Linked DNA regions of Homo sapiens: region 1 is linked to region 2. A link is a contact called in ENCODE Hi-C or POLR2A ChIA-PET data. All regions are on one chromosome and are shown on one strand. The core of a region is the stretch at or near the end of the contact, and the rest is flanking DNA. Distances in the headings are between cores, read along the strand shown. Region 1 holds the start of TSG101 (tumor susceptibility 101). Region 2 holds the start of ZDHHC13 (zDHHC palmitoyltransferase 13).

Region 1 (3,176 bases), core at 535-3,034, 590 kb after region 2:
GCACCATGACCTGGGCAACAAAAATATATAAATGGGCTGGGCGCAGTGGCTTACGCCTGTAATCCCAACATTCTGGCAGGCTGAGGCGGGTGGATCACCTGAGGTCAAGAGTTCCAGACCAGCCTGGCCAACATAGTGAAATCCTGTCTCTACTAAAAATACAAAAAATTAGCTGGGTGTGGTGGTGGGCACCTGTAATCCCAGCTACTCGGGAGGCTTAGGCAGGAGAATCGCTTGAACCCGGGAGGCAGAGGTTGCAGTGAGCCAAGATCACACTATCGCACTCCAGCCTGGGAAGCAAGAGCAAAACTCTGTCTCAAAAAAAAAAAAAAAAAAAAAAAAAAAAAATATATATATATATATATATATATATATATATATATGTAAAATTTATTTTAATATTTATAAATGTTGCATTTATAAAATATATAAATAATATATATTACCTGGCATTCCTCCAACTCACAAAGGTACAGTTGCTCTAATTAAAGGGACTCCTGGTTAAGCCGTGGCTTTAAGAACAGTTTGAAAACCTTCTTGCTTTTAAAAGACATAAAACAGCAAGTAAAATGGAAGGACAGACAGACCTCTAGTTTGGTTTGACTGGAGCTGTATGCTTAACTAAGGAGCTGAAAAACAGAGGCGGAGGTTGCAGTGAGCCGAGATGGTGCTACTGCACTCCAGCCTGGGCGATGGAGTGAGAGTGACTCAAAAAAAAAAAAAAAAGAAAAAGAAAAAGAAAAACAATACCTATTAATAGCCTTTATTTGTGCGTGTTAGCAACAGTTTATAATGATGCTTCCACATGCTTTCAGTTAGGCCCTCCTTGTGAATGTGACCTTCACTTAGACGCCAACTTTGAAGGGAATCAATACTACGGCCTTGTTCTCATTAGGGCTGTACTAAAATAATTGAAACTGTCACACATCATCAAACTCAAAATTTTACAATACCTTGAATGACACTGTGCTTACAAAACTGACGGTGATGTGTAATGATGACTAATGTAAGTCACCATGAAGAATTTTTATGGGAAGTAAAAATTCAATTAAGATGGAAGTACCTACCCTTGCATTGTGCAAGGCAATGAAGATCTGAAGGAAGCCTGCCTTCAAGGGCTTGGATTTTGACAGCGGACAGGTACACAAATACAGCACCAGGTAAAATACGGCCTGTATTATCATTTATGGGTGGGTACAGAGGAGAAATTCTGACTTACGGAATGATTTCCTGGAGAAGAAATTACTATCTGGCTTCTTGTGAAACAAAGGCTCTACACTTTACCCTTGCCAACGTATAGTATGAAGGTCTTTAAGCTTAAAAAAAATCATTAATTAGAGGACCACTGGGCATCATCTAAGGCAAGTGTATGACTTTAGAGTCGGGAGAAATTTGCGCCTGAGCTAGAAATGCACTAGCCTACCATTATCACAAGAGCAAGTCAGTGACAGAACAGTTCTCTGACCGCCAGTGCAGTGCCCTCCCACTTGATCAATCAGTCATTAAGGCTCACTGGCAAGCCCTTCGTACTTCTTCCCTCTCCGGCACTAGCTTCCTTAAGTCGACTCTGTGAAATACCTGCTAATCTTATCCTGAACCAGAGTTTCGACCCTCGGAACAGTCTTGCCCACATCTTTGGGACCCGATTCGTCCTGCTGATTCCGGCACTCGAGGGGCGGGTTGGTTGGAACCCACCCCACCAGGCCCCTCTCAATCCCACACGGTGTCCACCCTTGCCCGCAGGACGGCGGCCCGGAAGTGACGTAGTGGAAGCGGAAGTGGTGTAGTGGTGCCGACTTCCTGTTGTTTGAGGCCGGGTTGGGGGTGTGCGATTGTGTGGGACGGTCTGGGGCAGCCCAGCAGCGGCTGACCCTCTGCCTGCGGGGAAGGGAGTCGCCAGGCGGCCGTCATGGCGGTGTCGGAGAGCCAGCTCAAGAAAATGGTGTCCAAGGTGAGGCTGCGACGCGCTCGCCTCCCAGGGCGCGCCCACCGCTCCCTTCCGCGCCCTGTCGAGTCCGTCCCGGCCCAGCCAAGCAAGCTTCCCAGACGGGCCGGAAGCCCCGGTGCAGTCCTTAGCGACCTCCTCAGAACCCCGCCCCGAGGCGCCTGTCGCCTGGTGCGGGAATCCCCGTACGGGAGCTGGGAGGGTGGGGGACGGCGACAGTCAACAAAGGCGTGGAGCGGAGGCTACCTGACACCTGCCGCCCACCCGCCCTCCTCTCTTCCACTGAGTTTGGAGCTGTCTGTGGGGCAGTGTAGTTTTTCGTTTGTTTTTATAAACACAAACAAGGGATCATACTTAGTTGTAGATCTGAGGCAATCCTCTACTCCTGTCCCAATCTAGGGATCCTCCAGTCTTAGCCTTTCTTTTGCCGACCCGCAGAGAGTGTGGCCTTTTCAGTTTTGTATTCTCCAGAAAAGAAGCGAAAATACCAGTCCCTTACTGCCCCAGGTGAAATACATACCATTACCATTTCAGGGATTTTCTAAGAGTAACTACTTTTAAGTGTATGCTTCTTATAACGCGTATTTATTTGCTTTGAGCTTAATTTATGATCTTCACGGCTCAAGACTAGTGTTTTTTTTTTCAATTTTTAAAAAAGCAGTTAAGCATTTTGTATTTTAAAGCCATGATTTATTTATATAATTACTTCAAACGTGGCACCTCACACCAGAGTGGAATGGCTTTTGTTATGTTTTGTTGTAATTTTCCAAAACTATGTAAAATGATTGAGAGTTGAGTCTTGACCAGTTCAACGTGTTAGCTTGGGATAGTTTTGTCAAAGCAAGAATGGTAGCAATCAGCGGTTTAAGCGGTTTCAATTTTTAATAAAACACACTATTATGTGTAAAACTTTTTTAAAAACAGACTTTTTCCAGTTAAATCGCCCCCATAGTTCTTGATTGAAGACCAAATAATCTCTAAGGAGAAAATGACAGCTTTCAAAATAAAGCATATATTGGTTGTGTAATCGTATATTTTAGGCTTCTTGGTTTTGTTTTGATAAACTTGTTATCCTTAGTTATAGAAGACATATGGGAAGCCATAGAAGATTGTGACCCAGGTAAAGATCCATGTTGTAACTTTTATATATCACTTTTTGAAAAAAACGGTATATTGTTTTACATAGTATGTAACTGAAGAGTATCTGTTCCATGACTCTTTTTTTTTTTTT
Region 2 (3,261 bases), core at 762-3,261:
AGATCGCGCCACTGCACTCCAGCCTGGCAACAGAGCAAGACTCTGTCTGAAAAAAGAAAAAAAAGATGAGGTCAGAAAGGAAACTGCAGACCTGATTGTATAGGCAAATCCTGGCAAAAATCCAACAGCACCGATCTTGGAATCAAAAGAACCAAATTCAATGAGAGCAGTAATGTTTTTGTCTGTTTTGTTCACTAATTTATCACAGCACCTAAAACGGTGCCTGGCAGACATTCAAAACACATTTGCTGAATGAACGACTGAAGTCTTGGCTCTATCACTTAGCAGCTATTTGACTTGTAGCAAGTGATTCCAGTTTTCTGAGCCTCTGTTCTCATTTCTAAAATCAGAATAATCATTTCTCCCCACCTCAGAGGATTATAGTGAGGATCAAAAATGGGGAAGTATTTTGCAAACTGCAAAGCAGTATATATAGGTGAGGTCTTCACATTACTGAAAAAGTGAACAAGAGCAATTATTATTAACAACGACAATGATCTCTCTACCTTTCCCTACTAAATTCAACCACCAAATCATTCTCTCCCTCTCTATAGGCCATGGAACTGGGACAAGGCTAATCTTCCCTTCAGCATGAGAGAGTGAACTTTAAGCACTTGAAGCCTTCTGTAAATGAGTGGCAGTAATTAAGACATAATAGTTACTCCTACCAACTTTTCTTTGAGCCTCTCTGAGAAAAAGAATGAGGCGCTGTTTCCATGTGAAGATTCAACACCCTTTGGTAAAATCCAGTCTGCCTGAGAACTATTTTTTTTCTGTTAAAATTCAAGAATAACCAATAAGAACACCTTGACATTTCCCCAGACATCTTGTCCCTCACTTAAACCTACACAAGATCGTGCTGAAAGAAGGGAAAGGGAAAGCATGAGGAACACTCTCGGGACTGGAAAAACGTTTTTAGAGATCAGGTAATCCAATCATCCCAAACTGAGAATCTACCGCCTAACTGATTCCAGCTGAAGACAGCTTTAGTGTTCGTTCTCATCTGTATATGGGGATAATATCTTCTTAAGGATGCTTCAATTCTGGAATAAAATAATGCATATGAAAGCATCTGACATGGGTTATGCACTCACTAAAACTGGCTGAACCTGGAAATTCTGCATTTATTCAATAAATATTAAGTGAACGTCTACAATATACTAGTCAGTACTCTAGGCACTAGGAAAGGGCCATAAGCAAAAAGCACAAAAATCTTGTTTTCTTGGAGACAACATCTACCTCCTGTAACTTCTCCGACTGGCCCGCCTGGCTTCTTTGGACCTCCGTCTGGCTTTTATATAACACCTCCTCCACGGAATATTGTCCTTTGAGATTCTGCAGATCGCTGTGGTGTACCTCCCCTCTCCACGCCCCTTTCCTCCATCCTAAACAAGCAGCCTTAATTATTTCAAGGAGTAAGCAAGGATGCGGAAACAGGAGCGAAAACTGGACTGGGTGGGGTGAAGGCGGGTGCTAAGACGCCAGGGCTGAAAAAGAAATCAACAGAACCGCTCCGACTCCGGGCCAACGTCAAGACGGGCGGGTCCGAATCAGGTGTGTCACCTGACACCTCTCCCGGGAAGGGCCATCGTCCCCTCCCCAGGCCCACAGAGGTCCCCGCCGGGCTCCGGGTACCGGCCCCAGGGGGCGCCCTGGCCAGGGATGGAGGCTGGAGGGGCCGGCTCGGGCCCTCACCCCTCAGTCCTCGCCTTTTCTTCCCAGTCGCCTCAGAGACAATTTCCAGCATCGTTCGTGGTGTTTCCAGGCTCCCGCTTCCCAGACCTAGGCCCCGCCGCTCCCGAAACCCCCTCATCGAGCGGCCTCTCACCCACACCATCCTTTCCTCCACAGCTGCAGCCGCTCTCCCGGCCCCCAGGACAGCCACCGCCCGGCCGCACTCACCTGCGAGCCCAGCCCCGGCCCCTCCATCTCCCCAGGAGCCCACAGCGGCTGAGGCTACTAGGCAAGTAGCGACTGCCGCCAGCCCGCCAGCCCGCCTTGGGTCGCCTCTTCTCCCACTTCCTGCTGGCGCCCTCACCTCCGCCGCTGCGGTCCCCGCTCGTGCCCTGAGCCGTCAATCGGTCCCGGAGAACCAATCCCAGCCCTCCATCGGCTAGGGGCGGGACTTTCTCACCTCCTGGGAAGCCCGCTGTGAACAGCTCGCCAGAGGCTCCACCCCCGGCCCGCCCGTGCCGGTCGCTCCCCCAGCCCCAGCCCAGGACCGAGCGCCCCTCCCTGCCCCAGGTGCCACGGGCCCCAGATGTGCGTCCAGGGTCAGGATCAGACTGTTATTCCAACGTCAACCACCATCTATTGAGAGCAAATCTGGACTTGGCTACTTAATTGCTAAATGACCTTGTGAAAGTCTCTTATTTTACCTCAATTTTCTCATCTGTGAAATGAGGAAAATAAGGGTACCTACTTCATGGAATTATCAGGAGGATTAAATGAGAAAACGCATGTAAAGCCCCTCAGCCCGTGCGTTACATATAAAAAGGAATCAATAGATGTTAGCTATTTAAATGTTTTCCACTCCATTTGCGTGATCTTGGGCAAGTCACCTCTACCGCCTGAGGTTCTGTTTCCTCAAATGAAACAAAAAATGAGTTCTACGGCGCAGGCTAGAGGGGGAGTGGGCGAGAGCCTCCCACTTGAAGTGCACCTCCCCCCTGACCTCCACGACCCTTTGTGGAGGGCACTGGAGGAGCTGGCATTTAAGCCCTGTCCAGCTTGAAGGTCTATGAAGCAAGCATTAGGGATGGCTCCTTCCCTTGGGGCGTTCCAGTGGGGCAGTGGGGCTCTCCTACTTCAGCCCCGAGTAAACACTGGGGTTTTTCTAGCCCAGCACTTAACACAGTTCTTTGTAATGGTTCCTTAGATGTGTCTGTTGCCAAGTGGAACCAGATTAAGACCTTTAGAAGCTAATTTGAAAACGATCTGAAAACATTATGACTTCCTTATTTTATAAAAATAATACTAAATCATAAAATAAATAAATAGAAATCCAACAAAGTGCTGGGTTTTCCATGGAAAATATTGCTATGATACAATAAAATCGTAGATGTATTACTATTGCTTTAGTGTCTGTGTCCTTTGGGCACGTCAGCCCTGGCTTGCCCCCAAAAGCCCAAACCCTTTGAGGATAGGAACCATGTCAGATCCATCTCTGAACTCCCAGTGTCTAACACAGCACTGGGACATGGAAAATGCTCAGCACAATTTTAATGAATGATGGATGGATGGATGTACAGGCGTGTCATT

What was found. A loop is a pair of places that touch in the nucleus more often than their neighbours do. ChIA-PET counts read pairs that join two places held with the same protein, here RNA polymerase II (POLR2A). Pooled maps may share reads with other maps.
Region 1: a map of CD4-positive, alpha-beta T cell shows a loop between it and region 2 (4-fold over the local background). The contact joins the promoter of TSG101 here to the promoter of ZDHHC13 in region 2. A Hi-C loop is called at or near these places in 1 of 168 maps with a recorded cell type or tissue (CD4-positive, alpha-beta T cell) and 9 of 50 pooled maps. POLR2A ChIA-PET finds 5 or more read pairs at or near these places in 1 of 52 experiments (OCI-LY7).

Annotation. Positions count from the first base shown.
Region 1 is chr11:18,525,550-18,528,725 of GRCh38, reverse strand. TSG101 (tumor susceptibility 101) reads left to right here and starts at 1,784. Exons shown (of 10, transcript NM_006292.4): 1 at 1,784-1,951. The coding sequence starts at 1,910. RefSeq lists an enhancer at 1,515-1,624.
Region 2 is chr11:19,115,918-19,119,178 of GRCh38, reverse strand. ZDHHC13 (zDHHC palmitoyltransferase 13) reads right to left here and starts at 2,011. Exons shown (of 17, transcript NM_019028.3): 1 at 1,903-2,011. The coding sequence starts at 1,929. RefSeq lists silencers at 1,592-1,821, 1,912-1,991, 2,042-2,281.